Linked DNA regions of Homo sapiens: region 2 is linked to region 1. Evidence: read pairs that join two places in POLR2A ChIA-PET (ENCODE). Cell type or tissue: PC-9. All regions are shown on one strand. Links, peaks and the distances in the headings refer to the core of each region. The heading gives the core; the rest is flanking DNA.

Region 1 (9,409 bases), core at 1,146-9,145:
ACTCCCAGAGGGCTTACTGTAAGATTCTCCCCGGGCCTGAAAGCTTAAGATGAATAACTCCTCCCTTTTCAGGCCCAGTCCCAAGGCGCAACTTGCGCCAGCAGGGTGCGCCAGCAGGGTGCGCCAGCAGGGTGCGCCAGCAGGGTGCGCCAGCAGGGTGCGCCAGCAGGGTGCGCCAGCAGGGTGCGCCAGCAGGGTGCGCGATAGCAGAAGCAGGAAGAGAGCCGGGGGAAGACACCTACCCTGGCCGGAAGACACGAAGATCCAGAAAAAGGCCATCCGGGTACAACGTAGCAGTTACATCGGACTGTGACACTTACTGTTTACAGGAGACTATAAAACTTTGCCCAGTCGTCACTTGGGGCCCGCCTGCACCCAGGCCGTCATTAAAACAGCATGTTGCTCCACACCGCCTCGTGTTGTCTGTTGGTGTGCTCTCAGGGTGGAAACGATACAAGAACGTTACACTTACAGGTAAGGGTTTTTAAAGGCAGGAAGGCAGAAGTTACAGGTAAAGTCATAAATCAATATATAGAGGCTATACATTGGTTTGACCTAAAATGGTAGGACATCTTGAAGTGGAGGGGCCCACAGGTCATAGGTAGGTTCAAATATTTTCTGATTTGCAATTGGTTAAGGAAGAGAAACTTTGTTTAAAATTGTAAAGTCAGTAGTAAAGAATGTTAGCTCTGGCTTGTGGGTGAGACTTTCTCCAGGCCCCTCAGGAAGAAATTTAGAAGAAAGGTCAGAGTGCAATCCTCAGCTCCCCCTTATCTGAGGTCTCAGTGCCAGCAGATCCATTTGGTGGGGGTCCAGGTTGCTGAAAAACAACTCAGGTATACATGTTAAGATGTTATCTTTAGTTTCTACAGGGAACCAAACATTCTGGTGATTCTAACTCCTTGGCTATTGTTTTAAGCTACTATTACCTTCCCACTTATCAAGTTGTTTATTTACTTCTTAAGGATAGCTAGGTGCCTGGAATTACCCTTGAGGGAACTCAAGATTTTCCTTTATTTTCATGCTAGTTGTTGGGGTGGTACTCACAGGCCCCTATGAGGGGTTCCTGCCCTGTTTCACTTCTCCCAACTGTAAGTTGGGAACACTGTTCTAGAATGATAAGTATATCCAAGTGAATCAAGTTTTAACAATTTGTATTTAGCAGTAGCTAAAATGTATTGGGAGCTTAATATGTTCAAGGAGCTATGCAAAATTGCTTTATATGTATTAACTAACTTAATCCTCATTAACAGTCCTATGAAGTAAGTGCTACCATTGTCTCCTTCTTATAAATGCAGAGAGGGAAGCTTAGATGGTTAAAATCACTTTTTCAGGGTCACATATTTTCAAAGGTAGCCCCAGGTAAGTTCAATGCATATCCTTGGTTAAAAACTACTCGTCTAATTCATCTTCCTTATTTGTATTTGAGGAATTTAAAGTCCAGATGGGAAGCAAGTTACTTCTATGCCAGATCTAATATTAAAATCTTGGCCGTCAACATAAACTTTTTTTTTCTGTTTTCAGAGATTTACAGAGATAAAAGGCTCTTTGAGTGGCTTGCAATCTGAATAGGGAGATAGGACTTGAGCAGAAAAAAACAGAAATGATAAAAATAACTAATGCTATGTGGAGAAATGAGGGATGGCAGAAAGAAAAGAATATTTAATGGCAAGAGACATCTTTAAGGTAGGCTTCAGAATGGAGGCAAGTTTTAAAAGAAAAGTAGAACTTAGTGAAGCCAGAGAGGAGGAGTGGGAAGCTCTCTAGTCTGGAGTAGTAGTATGAGAAGAAGACAAGAAGGTGGGAAGATGAACAGAAGTTTGGGTTTGATGAACAGAAACATTCTGGTTCAAGTGAGTGGTCTTTTAGGGGACAAATAAAAGACCAGTTATGGAAGTGGGTAGGGTTTAGATAGTAGCCTCTTGTGCTGGACTAAGAAGTTTGTACCTTTTCCTATAGGAAGTGGGAAGCTATTGAAAATTTTAGAGAATGGGTAACTGGTTAAAATATTTCCATGCCCAGTGGCTGAGTTTGAGGGTGGGGAATTGGATTCACTTGATGCCTTTGGGACCCTCCTTCAATAGTAGTAGAACTGGCTTGGAATTAAGAGTTGGAATGGTGAGTATAAGTTGCCTGAGATGAATTGTCAGACACAGACTCTGATAGCAAATAAGCAAGGAGAATCTTGCTCAGGACCCTCAAAGCAGTGCCCTGAACTACTTTCCACAGTGGAACTTCTAATATCTGTGTTTACAAAGTTAGTATTCTTAAATTCAAGGAGGGTTGAAGAGGTGTTTGGAATTTAGTTCAATGTTTTATGTTTGTTTGTTACTGTCTATTCTTGCTCTAGCTAAGTATGCTGATATGTCATTATATGGACCTCAGGACTTTTCACGTGGTGAAATTGATTCTGGCTCAGAAAGAAACGTACATGAGAAGACCACAATAACTCTTCAGGAAGAATTTATTTATTTTTGTTTATTCACCCTTGTGGATTTAAAAAATTAAATTAATATAGATTAAATTAAAAATTAAATAAATATAGATCCACATGTAGCTATAGAAAATAATACAGAGAGATCTTGTGTACTCTTTACTCAGTTTTCTCCAATAGTAACATCTTGGAAAACTAGAGTTCAGGATCACAGCCAGGATACTGACATTTATTCAGTGAAGATACAGAACATTTCCATCATCACAACAATCTCTCATTTATAATAGCCATATCCAGTTACTGCCTGCCTCCAACACCACCTTAACTTCTGGTAATCACTAATCTGTTGACCATTTATATAATTTTGTTTTACACACACACACACACACACACACACACACATGTAAATTGAACAATGCATGATGTAACATTTAGGGACTGGCTTTTTTCACTCAGCCGAATTCTCCGGAGTTTCATCCAGGGCATTGCATGTATCAATAGTTTGTTCTTTTTTATTATATTCTATAGTGATTTTGATGTATCTCTTTGAATAACTTGTTTAGTGATTGCTCTATATATCACATTATGTATACATTACTCTTCATAGTCTGCTGGTATTATCACGTTATTGCTTCAAGTGAAGTATAGAAACCTTACCTCCCTTTAAATCTTCTATCCTCCCCTATTTGCAATACAATTGTCTTAAATACTTCTTCTGCATACATTTAGAACCACATCAAGTAGTGCTATATTTTTTGCCTCAACCATCAAACATGATTTAGAAAACTCCAGAAAAGTCTGTTGTATTTACTTATATTTTTGCTTACCATGTTCTTTCTTTGTGATGTTCCAAGGTTCCTGTTTTATAAATTTCTTTCTGTTGAGACCATTTTCTTTAACCATTCTTTTTTAGTAGATCTATTGGTGACAAATTATCTTAGTTTTCCTTCATCTGAAAATATCTTGATACCCACTTCATTCTTGAAGCATATTTTCACCCAATATAAGATTTTCGGTTGACAGTTGTTTTCTTTCAGTTCTTGAAAAATGGCGTGCTGTTTCCTTCTGGTCTCTATATCTTTAAAATTAATAATTACTGTCATTTGAATTGTTTTTTCTTATAGGTAAGGTACATCTCTTTTGCTGCTTTCAAGACTTTTTCTTTAGTTTTTGTAATTTGACCATTATGTGTAAAAGTACAGATTTCATTGAGTTTATTTTGTTTGGAATATTCTCACCTTCTTAAATCTGTAGGTTTGCATTGTTTTTGCAAAATTTAGGAAGTTTTTGGTCAACTCTTATTTCTTCAAGTATTTTTACAGCCCCATCCTCTTTTTTCACCCCTTCAAGAATAAAACATGACAATTAGATCTTTTGTTACAGTTCCAAAGGTCCCCTAGAATCTGTTAACTTATTTCAATCTATTTTCTCCCTGTTGTTCAGACTGGGTAATTCCTATCATCCTGTCTTCTAGTTCACTGATTCTTCTGTTCCCATTCTGCTGTTGAGCCCATCCACTGTTTTTTTTTCGTTTGTTTGTTTGTTTTTAATTTCAGTTATATTTTTCAGTTCTAAAATTTCCCTTTGGTCCTTAATTATGTCTTTTACCTCTTTGCTGAAACTTTAAAAAATTTGTTTGCTGAGACATCCTATTTTGTGTCAAGTGTATTTGTAATTGTTCATCGAAATGTTTTTATCATGGCTGCTTTAAAATTTTTGTCAGATAATTCTAAGATCGCTATCATCTTACTGGCATTTGTTAACTATCTTTTTTCATTTAGTTTCAGATTTTCTTGGTAATTGGTGTAATGAATAAGTATCAATTAAAACCTAGACATTTAGGTACTATGTTATAAGACTCCAGATCTTATTCAAATCTCTGTTTGAGATGGCTTTCTCTGACACCAAAGGAAGGTTGAGTGCTACCTTGTTACTGCTGGGTTTGTGTAGCAGTCCATTCAGGTTCCCCAGTTTGGATACATTGGTAACCAAAGCCATATACTTCTTGTTACTACTGGGCAGGAATGGGAGTTCCAGATCCCTCTAGTCTCCACTGATACCTTCCTAGTGGGGAAGAGTAGGAGGGCATCCTTGCTGCTCCCTTCCTAGCTACTACTGACCCCATGGGGAGAGGATGAGTGGCCTCATTTTCTCCTGGAGAGCGATGAAAGTCCTGACTTTCCAGTAGGTCTCCTCTGACACCACTCCAGTGAGAAGGCAGAAGCATACCTCATTACTGCTGGGTGGGTAGAAGTATGTTCCCCATGGCATCTCCATTGCTCCCCAGGTGGTCTCCACTGACACCATGGGTGTTTGAGGGGGGCTGGCTCATTAGTGCTCAGTGGGGAATGAATGTCCCACTTCCTACTCTACTACTACAATGAGGGATGTGGAGATGCCGTGTTACAGCCTGACAAAAGTGGGTTTTTGCTTGGCTTTTGCTGCTGATGGTGGTGGTGGAGGGGAGTGGCGATGATGTTTGACAAGAGTAGAGCAACTATTTTTTAAACATTTTCTGCCTCTTTCCAGGACATTTGACTAGAAAGAGCAGACTTTTATTGTTGTTATTGTTTTATTTTTGTATTCATTGGTGTTTTGGGGTTGCTGACTTCTTTAGCTGCAAATCCTGAATATATGAGGCAATGAGAAAATGCAGGGAACTCATCACTGTATTGTCACTCAGATCCTGAGGTCCTTAGCCTGTCTCCCTTTTCTTAACCTGTCAGTCTTCTTATATAAATTTTACATATGCAGAGGTTTTAGTTGTATTTACTTGGATGAATACAAAAAAGAACATCTACTCCATCTTCCTGAAAGGGGAAGCCCCCTGAAAAATTTATTTTTAAACATTAGTCTAGATCTTTAGGGTAACAGATGTTCTGAGATGCATAATTTATAACTTGTCCCCTTTCATACTGATTTATGCCTTTAAAAATTAATAAATTTTCTTTGTGTATATTTGAGTTACTACTTTTTAAGTGAAACATTTAAATGGGTGCTATTAAAAAAGAACTTTTGGTTTTAAGTGACACTTTGCTCTCTAAGTTGACACTTTGTTCTCTAACTCAGTATTTATTATTCTCTCTTGCTGGGGGTGGTCAAAGAAGTCTCTGAGAATATAATTAAAATAATATGACTTTTGCTGCTCAATTTTGCTTATGATTTAGGAGGTTTATATACAGCATATAGAACCCTGGTAAACCATTCATTTTCTAAGTATTGGTAACACAAGAGCTATGAAACTAAGAAAACCCCAAGAATGGGAATGAAAAAAATGATGAGGAAATACTGGACTCAGGCCTCTGTCTTGACTTAGGCTGGGCAATACCTATAGCCCAGCTCTACAGTAAAACTCCATTTGATTAGCCTAGGTAGAAAGATGACTCTTCTACATACTGGAAAGAGCTTCTGTCAATTCCTATTAATGCAATCCTTAAAGGTAGTGGAGCTACCGTTCTAAGTAGGTCTTCCTTATGTCAATGTTTATACTTTACTTCTTAATGTCATGTCTTAAGCACATAGTGAATATTTTTCTATCTGTATATTGACAGCAGTTTGAGGAATTTCCTTATTATGTAATGTTCATATCCTTACCTTTGGCTGACCAAAATTTGGCATAAAATGCAGCCCTTATGTGAACAAAAATGGTATGTTAGTAAAGACTGAGATTTTTTTTTCCCTCTTGAACAAAAGATTGAAGTAAAGTGTTGGATGACTCTCGAGGCAAGACTGCTAAAGGAAGGTTTTTCATTTGTCTATTGCTATGTGATAAACCATCCCAAACTCAGTAGTCTAAAAACACAACTATGTATTCTCTCTCATAATCCTCTGGTTTGTCAATCTAGATGGTACTTCTGCTGGTCTTGCCTGAGATCACATGATCGCAGTCATATGATGACTTCACTGGGGCTGGCAGTTCAAGATGTCCTCCCTAATACTTCCGGCAGTTGATGCTGCCAGTCAGCTGGGGCACCTTGGCTCTCCTCCACATGGCCTCTCAGCCTCCACTTGGTGAGACTGGACTCCTTGACAGCATGGTGTTCTCACAGTTAGTTCCAAGAGAGAGAAAAATGGAAATGGAAGGTGTAAGGTCTCTTAAGGCCTAGCCTTTGAAGCCACAGTGTTATTTCTACAAATCAAAGGCCTAGCCCAGATTTCCACAGAGGAGAAATAGATTCCATGTCTTGATGAGAAGAGGGGCAAAGTCACACTGCTAAAGGGCATGTGAGATGGGAGGAATACTTGTGACTATATTTGCCAACAGTCTGTCACAGGGGACAGAGAAGTGAAATGCTGATGAGGTCAAGGAGGTTGCAATGAGAGGTAGGGTGAGCTGCTGACACAGGGCCATGTGTCCTGGAGAACACTTGAGATATGAATAGCAGCCAAAGGAAAGAGTGTGAAGCAGTTGGCAGGGAGACTTTCCATGATGACTTTAGACAGCTCTAGGGACTGCTCATTTTGACTGGGCCAATGGACAGAACTATGCTTTTTTTTTTTCTAGAGTTTTCCCTTTATCGGACACAAAGACCTAAATCAACAGGCTGCAGTTCAATCTGGATACATAATCAGCCTGGCACAAAAAGATTTTCCCAAGCTAAGCACGCCACGGGCTTAAAAAATTCAAATATGAAATGAAGCAGTCTGAAAAATACTGGTTATGCAAACATTTTGTAAGCAATGAAAAAATGATGACCAGGGGTTTTGCAAAGTAAGTGATCATTTTGGTGCTTAATGACCCAGTGGATTATCAACATTAGGTTTAGCAAACTAGCTCGAAAGGGGATATTGTGGCTATTTCTTGGTAAAAGGTGGTACTTCACCATTTAGTATTGTACCATCTTGATTACTTAGGTGAGAAATTTATATCAGGTATTCACTTCTGGAACAAGAGCTTTGAGCAGAAATGTGACTATACCTGCAAGACAGAGTGAATGCCTAAGAATGATATTTTGGGGGATTAAAACAAAACAGAGGAATAAAAAGACAGAGTAGATGCAGAATCAGCTATATCTAGGAGAGACATGCACATGAATGATCCCATGGCAGCATTCCAGTACTCAGTGTATGTCCAGTCATGTGTTTTACAAGGCTAGCTTTTAGAGTTTCACCATTTGGGATCTCTGAATTCTAGGTATGCAACCTTACTCTAACACAGCAGTAAGAAACAGCCTAGTAAATAAATGTGACTAAAGTATGGCAGTGATCGCAGACAGATGTCAAGACCCACCTTATTATCCTACATGTATTTTATTCCTTTAATTGGAATATATCGAGAGTATCCATGATATAGATAAGCCATTGTCATGGAAATTAACCAGATAGTGCATGTGGCTGGTTTTATAAAGGTATGCAATAGCAAAGTGATCTGAAGAATTTTAAGGAAAACTTACTACAAAAGAACATCCTTTCTAGCTCATTTGTAAGGTCTGAAATTTTACCACTAAAGCAATTCTCTTTCCCCATTCCTCTCTTCCTTTTCCTTCTAATATTGTTTTCTATAGGTTTTCACTTTTAAAATGCAAATACTGCTGATATGTTACTATATCAAGCTTCATGATATAGTGGAAATCATACAGGCCTTGATTTCTGACCCTGTCTTTACTATCTATGTGATTGCGGGCAAGTTACTAAACCTCTGTTAAATTCACTGGGTTTTGTGAGGATTAAGTGCTATAAAAATTATATGTATATTGAATAAATATGTATATGATGTTATGTACATAATTATTAAATATATAATGTGTATGTATATATTATATATGTTATAATTATATGGAGAGAGAGAGAGAGAGGGAGAGAGAGAACTGGCAAATAGTACATGTTCAATAAACTTTAGTTTCTGGCTTCTCTTAAAAAAGCAAATTAGCAAAATACTTGGGTAGTACTTTCTTTCACTGATTTTTCCTGACTTTACAGCAGAGGTTTTTAACTTGGGGTCCATAGGTAGAATTCAGGGGCTCTGGGAATTTGGATGGGGAAAATCACATCTTTATTTTCATTACCCTTTAACTGAAATACAGCATTTCCTTCAATTATAAATATAGGTTACAAACCACAGCAATATTGGCAATATCAGTGACTTTGTCATCAATAGAAGTCATAGATACTTTCATGTAACGTTATAAGTTACAGAAATCTTGAAACATGATTTATGCTCATGTCCGCTTTGAAGTTGTAATAGTTATTAGACTGCCCCTAGATCTTATTATTTTCCGTGTTGATATAGATGCACATATGACACCACATCATAATTTGTTTAGTGATTGGTAAATGTATTTCATGGTAATTGGTTTCATTTTAAATTTTATGTATTTCATTTTGCATTTAAAAACATTTTAAAACTGGGTCATATGCAGTAAAGGAAAATGATGTTGCTTGTACTTGTTTATTAGTGGTGTTTGTGATACCAACTTTTGTTTATTGTAAGGTTTAATCATTTAATCACTTACTCTTAGGGTTTTTTATCAATTGGCTGTAGACATGACTGCCTTTTAGCAATTCACAATTTTATTGTTCAAAGAAATTCTTCACAGTGATTCAATTTATTATCAAACAATTAAAATTTTTATGTATAGAAGACTTTAATTAAACTATGGCATATCTATAAAATAGAATATAAACCAGTATAAAAAGAAATAAGGAATAGCTACATATACTGCTATGGAATGATTTCCAGGATATGCTGTTAATTCAAAAGAGCAAAATTAAGACATAAGTATGTAGTATACCACATATTATCTAAGAAATAGGATATGTAAGTATAAACTAAAAATATATGCTAGCTTATTTTTATAAAAATGGCCTAAATGCAATGAGATATTCTGGATGCTGGAACAGAAAGAGGACATTAATGGAAAAACTAATGAAATCTGAAAAAAGTTTATAGCTTAGTTGATGTTACTTCTCATTTTTGACATTGTACCATGATTATATAAGATGTCAACATTAGAGGAGGCTGGGTAAAGGGCGTAT
Region 2 (9,409 bases), core at 519-8,518, 530 kb after region 1:
TCTCCCTCACAAGAAACTTAATTCCCTGCATTTGGGTAAAATTAAGGAATCATTGGCAACTTTTTGGTGTGATTAGTAGAATTATTGTTATGTTTTAAAAAGAGCATTCCAGTAGTGGTGGCATAGTTTGTATCAGATTAACTCTCTCCAAAAATAATTCTATATCCTGGACAAATTCTTTTTTTTTTTTTTTTTTTTTTTTTTTTGAGATGGACCCTCACTCTTGTCACCCAGGCTGGAATGGAGTGGCGTGATCTCGGCTCACTGCAACCTCCACCTCCTGGGTTCAAGCAATTCTCCTGCCTCAGCCTCCCAAGTAGCTGGGACTACAGGCACCCGCCACCACGCCCGGCTAACTTTTGTATTTTTGGTAGAGACAGGGTTTCACGATGTTGGCCAGGCTAATCTCAAACCTTTGACCTCAGGTGATCCACCCGCCTCGGCCTCCCAAAGTGCTGGGATTACAGACAGGAGCCACCGTGCCCGGCCAAATTCTTTTTTTGAAGAACTACTTGAAAGCACTAGAAATTGACCAAATGCAGACGGTAGCTAGCAGAGATTTGACCCTCAAAAGAAGAGACAACACTATTTGGAAACTAAATTGACAGGGCTTTTCCCTTGAGGGTACCCCCTGGCCCCAGAAGCAGGGGGCAGCTGGCACTCAAGCAGAAGGTCACAAGCTTCTTGGCTTTAAAGATCAGAAGAGATAGGTGAGAGCTGATATCAAGGGGGTAATTCCTGGGAAGAACAGAGCCACAGAGAAAGGAGCACCCAAGTCTTTCATAAACTTCTGCTGTCCATGGTAAATCCCTAAACTGCACATGCACGAAGGAGACATCAGGAGTCCAGTAGAAAGAGGGTAGGCTGAGAAGCTGAGGAACATCTGAACTGCTGCCCTCTGTGCGGAAGAGAGTTTGGAGTTTGAACCCCACCAAGCTAGAGGAAACTGGGGAATGCCTCAGACTTTCCATGAAAACCCTACAAAAGGACCACAGGTTAGGAGTCAAGACTATGTCCAAAGACTAACAATTCATTCTAAGACTAAAAGCAAAACCAAAACAGAGCAACCCTAAGAAAGACCAAAACCAAGTTTCCAAAAGTTCAAGGACGTCAGTCAGTAATTTAATTACCTGCTAGAACAAAAATTAAGACTTCAAATAAATACTCTGAATACAATCTTTATAACATAATATCCACAACATCCAGTATAAAATCAAAACATACTGGACATGCGGGGGCTGGAGAGGTGACCTACACTCAAGAAAAATATCGTGAGTAGAAAGTGACCTGGAGATGATATAAATGTTGGAATTAGCAGACATGAGTTTTAAAGCAGCTATTATAAATATGTTTAGAGACTTTTCAAAAAGATGGCCAAAGAGGCTGGGCACAATGGCTCAGGTCTGTAATCCCAGCACTTTGGGAGGCCAAGGTGGGCAGGTCACTTGAGATCAGAAATTCAAGATGAGCCTGACCAACATGATCAAACCCTGACTCTTAAAAAAAAAAAAAAAAAAATTAGCTGAGCGAGGTGGCCATTGCTACTAGGGAGAATGAAGCAGGAAAGTTGTTTGAACCCAGGAGGCAGAGGTTGCAGTGAGCTGCACTGCAGCTCTGCACTGCCACTGCACTCTAGCCTGGGCAACAGAGCAAGATTCTGTCTCAAAAAGTAAATAAATAAATATAAATAAAAAATAAAAGATGGGCAAAGAACAAAGCTGGAGGCATCACTCTACCTGACTTCAAACTATACTACAAGGCTACAGTAACCAAAACAGCATGGTACTGGTACCAAAACAGATATATAGACCAATGGAACAGAACAGAGGCCTCAGAAATAACACCACACATCTACAAGCAGCTGATCTTTGACAAACCTGACAAAAACAAGCAATGGGGAAAGGATTCCCTAGTTAATAAATGGTGTTGGAAAAACTGGCTAGCCATATGCAGAAAACTGAAACTTGACCCCTTCCTTATACCTTATACAAAAATTAACTCAAGATGGATTAAAGACTTAAATGTAAGACCTAAAACTATAAAAACCCTAGAAGAAAACCTAGGCAATACCATTCAGGACATAGGCATGGGCAAAGACTTCATGACAAAAACACCAAAAGCAATGGCAACAAAAGCCAAAATTGACAAATCGGATCTAATCAAACTGAAGACCTTCTGCACAGCAAAAGAAACTATCATCAGAGTGAACAGGCAACCTACAGAATGGGAGAAAAATTTTGCAATCTATCCATCTGACAAAGGGCTAATATTCAGAATCTACAAAGAACGTAAACAAATTTACAAGAAAAAAACAAACAACCCCATGAAAAAGTAGGTGAAGGATATGAACAGACACTTAAAAACAGAAGGATATGACAGAAGGATATGAACAGACACTTCAAAAGAAGACATTTATGTGGCTGACAAACATGAATAAAAGCTCATCATCACTGGTCATTAGAGAAATGCAAATCAAAACCACAATGAGATACCACCTCACGCCAGTTAGAATGGTGATCATTAAAAAATCAGGAAACAACAGATGCTGGAGAGGATGTGGAGAAATAGGAATGCCTTTACACTGTCGGTGGGAGTGTAAATTAGTTCAACCATTGTGGAAGACAGTGTGGTGATTCCTCAAGGATCTAGAACCAGAAATACCATTTGACCTAGCAATCCCACTACTGGGTATATACCCAGAGGATTATAAATTATTCTGCTATAAAGACACATGCACATGTATGTTTATTGCAGCACTGTTCACAACAGCAAAGACTTGGAACCAACCCAAATGCCCATCTCTGGTAGACTGGATAAAGAAAATGTGGCACATGTAAACTATGGAATACTATGCAGCTGTAAAAAAAGGATGAGTTCATGTCCTTTGCCAGGACATGGATGAAGCTGGGAAGCATCATTCTCAGCAAACTAACACAGGAACAGAAAACCAAACACCACATGTTCTCACTCATAAGTGGGAGTTGAAGAATTAGAACACATGGACACAGGGAGGGGAATATCACACACCGGGGCCTGTTGGGGGATTGGAAGCTAGGTGAAGGATAGCATTAGGAGAAATACCTAATGTAGATGACAGGTTGATGAGTGCAGCAAATCACCATGGCACGTGTATACCTATGTAACAAACCTGCACATTCTGCATATGTATCCCAGAACTTAAAGTATAATGAAAAAAAAAATTATATTTTTGAGTTAAAGAAATAAAAAATAAAACTAAATTTAAAAATAAAATAAAAATAAAAGTAAAAAGATAGCCAAAGAGAGTTACCATATGAGTAATCTCAGCAGAGAAATGAAAGCTATATTAAAAAAAAATAGAAATTATAGAACTGAAAAGTACAATATTGAAAAAGGAAATAGTCACTAGACAGGCTTAAAAGCAGATTAGAGACAGCAGAAGAGTCCGTGATCTTGAAGAAATAACAATAGAAAATATCTCAATCTAAAGAACAGAAACAAACACCAGTATATAAAAATCAACTGTATTTCTATATACTAGCAATGAACAATTGGAAATGGTTGTTTTATTCTGTGTCCAATAGCAGCAAAAGACAAAAAATTATTTTTTTTAAAAATCAGAAATGTGCAGGATCTTTACACAGAAAACTATAAACATTGCTGAGATAAAGAAGACCCAAATAAATGGAGGAGTATCTCATGTTCATGGATTGAAAGACTCAGTATATTTAAGATGTCAGTTTTCCCCCAAATTGGTGTACAGATCAATACAATCCAAATCAAAAATCCAGGATTTTTTTTTTTAGAAACTAACAAGTTGATTCTTAAATCAAATTGACAAGTTGATTTATATATAAAAAGGAAAAAACTTACAGTAGGCAAAATTTTTTCAAAGAGAAGGACAAATTAGGGGGCTCACATTGCCAGATTTGAATATTTGCTACAAAGCTACAGTTTTCAAGACAGTGTAGAACTGGTGTAAGAATAGACAAATAGATAAATGGAACAGAATAAAGAGTCTAAGAACCGCACTTAAAATAGTCACTTGAGTTTTGACGAAGGCACCTGAGCAAGACAATGGGAGAAACAAAGCATTTTCAATGCATTGTGGCAGAACAGAAAAAGATGGGAAAAAACTAAAACTTGATTCCTACCTCACAGCAAATACAAAAATTCACTTGAGACAGATCACAGACCTAAATATAAAAGCCAAAACTTTCATGAAGCTCTGAAAGAAAACCAGAAAATATCTTTGTGACTTTAGGGTTGGCAGATTTTTATTAAAGATGATACCAAAAAAGCAGAACATTAAAAAAACTGACTACATCTAAATTTAAAAAAAAAAAAACCACTGCTCATCAAAAAGCGCAGTTAAAATATTAAAATGCAGGTGAAAGACAGAGAACATATTCACTATACAGATATCTGACTTATATCCAGAATATATAAAAAAGAAATCTTTCAAACAACAATAAAAAGACAGGCTAATTTTTAAATAAGCAAAGTATTTCAGCAGACCGGTCACAAAAGTGAAGTAGCCAACAAGCACATGAAAAGTAGCTCAAAACCACTAGTCATCAGAATATAATTTAAACTACAGCAAGGTAGCATTTTACATCCATCAGAATAGCTAAAATTAAAAACCTGACACCACCAAGTGTAAATGAGGTTGTAGAACAACTGTAACTCCATACATTGCTGGTTGGAATGTAAAATGATACTACTTTGACAGCTTCTTATAAAGTTAAACTTGCATCTATGCTATGACTCAGCAATTCCATTCCTGGATGTTTACTCAACAGAAATGAAAGCATGGGTCCGCAAAAAAACGTATTCAAGAATGCTCATTGCAGCTTCGGTCACAATAGTTCCAAACTGGAAAAAAAAAAACATCCATCAACAGAAGAATAGATAAACAAATCATGGCGTATTTAAACAACATAGTATTACTCAGCAACTTTTTGAAAAAGAATGAACTACTAAGGGCAGCCACAGAGAAAAGTCGGGTAACCCACAAAGGGAAGCCCATCAGACTAACAGCGAATCTCTCAGCAGAAACGCTACAAGCCAGAAGAGAGTGGGGGCCAATATTCAACATTCTTAAAGAAAAGAATTTTCAACCCAGAATTTCATATCCAACCAAACTAAGCTTCATAAGTGAAGGAGAAATAAAATACTTTACAGACAAGCAAATGCGGAGAGATTTTGTCACCACCAGGCCTGCCTTACAAGAGCTCCTGAAGGAAGCACTAAACATGGAAAGGAACAACTGCTACCAGCCACTGCAAAAACATGCCAAATTGTAAGGACCACTGATGCTAGGAAGAAACTGCCATCAACTAACGAGCAAAATAACCAGCTAACATAATAATGACAGAATCAAATTCACACATAACTATACTAACTTTAAATGTAAATGGGCTGAATACTCCAATTAAAAGACACAGACTGGCAAATTGGATAAAGAGTCAAGACCCATCAGTGTGCTGTATTCAGGAGACCCATCTCATGTGCAGAGACACACATACGCTCAAAATAAAGGGATGGAGGAAGATCTGGCAAGCAAATGAAAAACAAAAAAAGGCAGGGGTTGCAATCCTAGTCTCTGATAAAACAGACTTTAAACCAACAAAGATCAAAAGAGAAAAAAAAGGCCATTACATAATGGTAAAGGGATCAATTCAACAAGAAGAGCTAATTATCTTAAATATATATGCACTCAATACAGGAACACCCAGATTCATAAAGCAAGTCCTTAGAGATCTACAAAGAGACTTAGACTCCCACACAATAATAATGGGAAACTTTAACACCCCACTGTCAACATTAGACAGATCAACGAGACAGAAAGTTAACAAGGATATCCAGGACTTGAACTCAGCTCTGCACCAAGCGGACCTAATAGACATCTACAGAACTCTCCACCCCAAATCAACAGAATATGCATTCTTCTCAGCACCACACCACACCTATTCCAAAATTGACCACATAGTTGGAAGTAAAGCATTCCTCAGAAAATGTAAAAGAACAGAAATTATAACAAACTGTCTCTCGGACCACAGTGCAATCAAACTAGAACTCAGGATTAAGAAACTCACTCAAAACTGCTCAACTACATGGAAACTGAACAACCTGCTCCTGAATGACTACTGGGTACATAACGAAATGAAGGCAGAAATAAAGATGTTCTTTGAAACCAATGAGAACAAAGACACAACATACCAGAATCTTTGGGACACATTTAAAGCACTGTGTAGAGGGAAATTTATAGCACTGAAAGCCCACGAGAGAAAGCAGGAAAGATCTAAAATTGACACCCTAACATCACAATTAAAAGAACTAGAGAAGCAAGAGCAAACACATTCAAAAGCTAGCAGAAGGCAAGAAATAACTAAGATCAGAGAAGAACTGAAGGAGACAGAGACACAAAAAACCCTTCAAAAAAATCAATGCATCCAGGAGCTAGTTTTTTGACAAGATCAACAAAATTGATAGACCACTAGCAAGACTAATAAAGAAGAAAAGACAGAAGAATCAAATAGACGCAATAAAAAATTATAAAGGGGATATCACCACCGATCACACAGAAATACAAACTACCATCAGAGAATACTATAAACACCTCTATGCAAATAAACTAGAAAATCTAGAAGAAATGGATAAATTCCTGGACACATACACCCTCCGAAGACTACACCAGGAAGAATTTGAATCCCTGAATAGACCAATAACAGGTTCTGAAATTGAGGCAATAATTAATAGGCTACCAACCAAAAAAAGTCCAGGACCAGATGGATTCACAGCCGAATTCTACCAGAGGTACAAGGAGGAACTGGTACCATTCCTTCTGAAACTATTCCAATCAATAGAAAAAGAGGGAATCCTCCCTAACTCATTTTACGAGGCCAGCATCATCCTGATACCAAAGCCTGGCAGAAGCACAACAAAAAAAAGAGAATTTTAGACCAATATCCCTGCTGAACATCGATGCAAAAGTCCTCAATAAAATACTGGCAAACCGAATCCAGCAGCACATCAAAAAGCTTATCCACCATGATCAAGTGGGCTTCATCCCTGGGATGCAAGACTGGTTCAACATACGCAAATCAATAAACGTAATCCATCATATAAAGAGAACCAAAGACAAAAACCACATGATTATCTCAATACATGCAGAAAAGGCCTTTGACAAAATTCAATAGCCCTTCATGCTAAAAACGCTCAATAAATTAGGTATTGATGGGACATATCTCAAAATAATAAGAGCTATTTATGACAAACCCACAGCCAATATCATACTGAATGGACAAAAACTGGAAGCATTCCCTTTCAAAACTAGCACAAGACAGGGATGCCCTCTCTCACCACTCCTATTCAACGTAGTGTTGGAAGTCCTGGCCAGGGCAATCAGGCAGGAGAAAGAAATAAAGGGTATTCAATTAGGAAAAGAGGAAGTCAAACTGTCCCTGTTTGCAGATGACATGACTGTATATTTAGAAAAACCCATCATCTCAGCCCAAAATCTCCTTAAGTTGATAAGCAACTTCAGCAAAGTCTCAGGATACAAAATCAATGTACAAAAATCACAAGCATTCTTATACACCAATAACAGACAAATAGCCAAATCATGAGTGAACTCCCATTCACAATTGCTTCAAAGAGAATAAAATACCTAGGAATCCAACTTACAAGGGATGTGAAGGACCTCTTCAAGGAAAACTACAAACCACTGCTCAATGAAATAAAAGAGGATACAAACAAATGGAAGAACATTCCATGCTCATGGATAGGAAGAATCAATATCGTGAAAATGGCCACACTGCCCAAGGTCATTTATAGATTCAATGCCTTCCCCATCAAGCTACCAATGACTTTCATCACAGAATTGGAAAAAACTACTTTAAAGTTCATATGGAACCAGAAAAAAGCTGGCATTGCCAACACAATCCTAAGCCAAAAGAACAAAGCTGGAGGCATCATGCTACCTGACTTCAAACTATACTACAAGGCTACAGTAACCAAAACAGCATGGTACTGCTACCAAAACAGAGATATAGACCAATGGAACAGAACAGAGCCCTCAGAAATAATACCACATATCTACAGCCATCTGATCTTTGACAACCCTGACAAAAACAAGAAATGGGGAAAGGATTCCCTATTTAATAAATGGTGCTGGGAAAACTGGCTAGCCATATGTAGAAAGCTGAAACTGGATCACTTCCTTACACCTTATACAAAAATTAATTCAAGAGGGATTAAAGACTTAAATGTTAGACCTAAAACCATAAAAACCCTATAAGAAAACCTAGGCAATACCATTCAGGACATAGGCATGGGCAAGGAGTTCATGTCTAAAACACCAAAAGCAATGGCAACAAAAGCCAAAATTGACAAATGGGATCTCATTAAACTAAAGAGCTTCTGCACAGCAAAAGAAACTACCGTCAGAGTAAACAGGCAACCTACAGAATGGGAGAAAATTTTTGCAATCTACTCATCTGACAAAGGGCTAATATCCGGAATCTACAAAGAACTCAAACAAATTTACAGGAAAAAAACAAACAACCCCATCAAAAAGTAGGCAAAGGATATGAACAGACACTTCTCAAAAGAAGACATTTATGCAGTCAACAGACACATGAAAAAATGCTCATCATCACTGGCCATCAGAGAAATGCAAATCAAAACCACAATGAGATACCATCTCACACCAGTTAGAATGGTGATCATTAAAAAGTCAGGAAACAACAGGTGCTGGAGAGGATGTGGAGAAACTGGAACACTTTTACACTGTTGGTGGGACTGTAAACTAGTTCAACCATTCGTGGAAGACAGTTTAGTGATTCCTCAAGGATCTAGAACTAGAAATACCATTTGACCCAGCCATCCCATTACTGGGTATATACCCAAAGATTATAAATCATGCTGCTATAAAGGCACATGCACACATATGTTTATTGCAGCACTATTCACATAGCAAAGACTTGGAACCAACCCAAATGTCCATCAATGATAGACTGGATTAAGAAAATGTGGCACATATACACCATGGAATACTATGCAGCCATAAAAAATGATGAGTTCATGTCCTTTGTAGGGACATGGATGAAGTTGGAAACCATCATTCTCAGCAAACTATCGCAAGAACAAAAAACCAAACACCGCATGTTCTCACTCATAGGTGGGAATTGAACAATGAGAACACTTTGTCATCAAAGAAGACAAAGAAGGATGCGGCAATGTAGGTATAGAACTTGGAGATGATGGTGTTTTGGCAGTCAAGGAAGGAACAAATTTCAAAAAGACACAGATCTTTCCAAACCACTCTTCTAAGAAATCCATCCATTCAAGCAGGGTTATTTCACTATTTCTTAAATGTGTCTAATGCGTCTCTAGTTCTAAGCTTGGATTCCCTGTATTTGCCTCA

The links. ChIA-PET counts read pairs that join two places held together with the same protein. Peaks named below come from ENCODE experiments on the same cell type or tissue, not always from the same donor. Only the 100,000 strongest peaks of a DNase experiment are listed, where the experiment ranks them.
Region 2: POLR2A ChIA-PET joins it to region 1 with 9 read pairs; 2 of 35 experiments call an interaction of 5 or more read pairs at or near these places.

Annotation. Positions count from the first base shown.
Region 1 is chr5:33,288,797-33,298,205 of GRCh38, reverse strand. LOC124900637 (a long non-coding RNA gene) reads left to right here and starts at 233. Exons shown (of 2, transcript XR_007058725.1): 1 at 233-474. RefSeq lists an enhancer at 4,337-4,838. In PC-9, for the core only: no CTCF peak of the experiment used is centred there; no DNase peak of the experiment used is centred there.
Region 2 is chr5:32,755,586-32,764,994 of GRCh38, reverse strand. All of the region lies in intron 3 of NPR3 (natriuretic peptide receptor 3), which reads right to left. Among named protein-coding and RNA genes, the nearest start is that of NPR3, 49 kb to the right of the region's middle. RefSeq lists an enhancer at 4,482-5,000. In PC-9, for the core only: no CTCF peak of the experiment used is centred there; a DNase peak (open chromatin) is centred at 4,784; H3K4me3 peaks cover 380 bases; H3K27ac peaks cover 1,517 bases.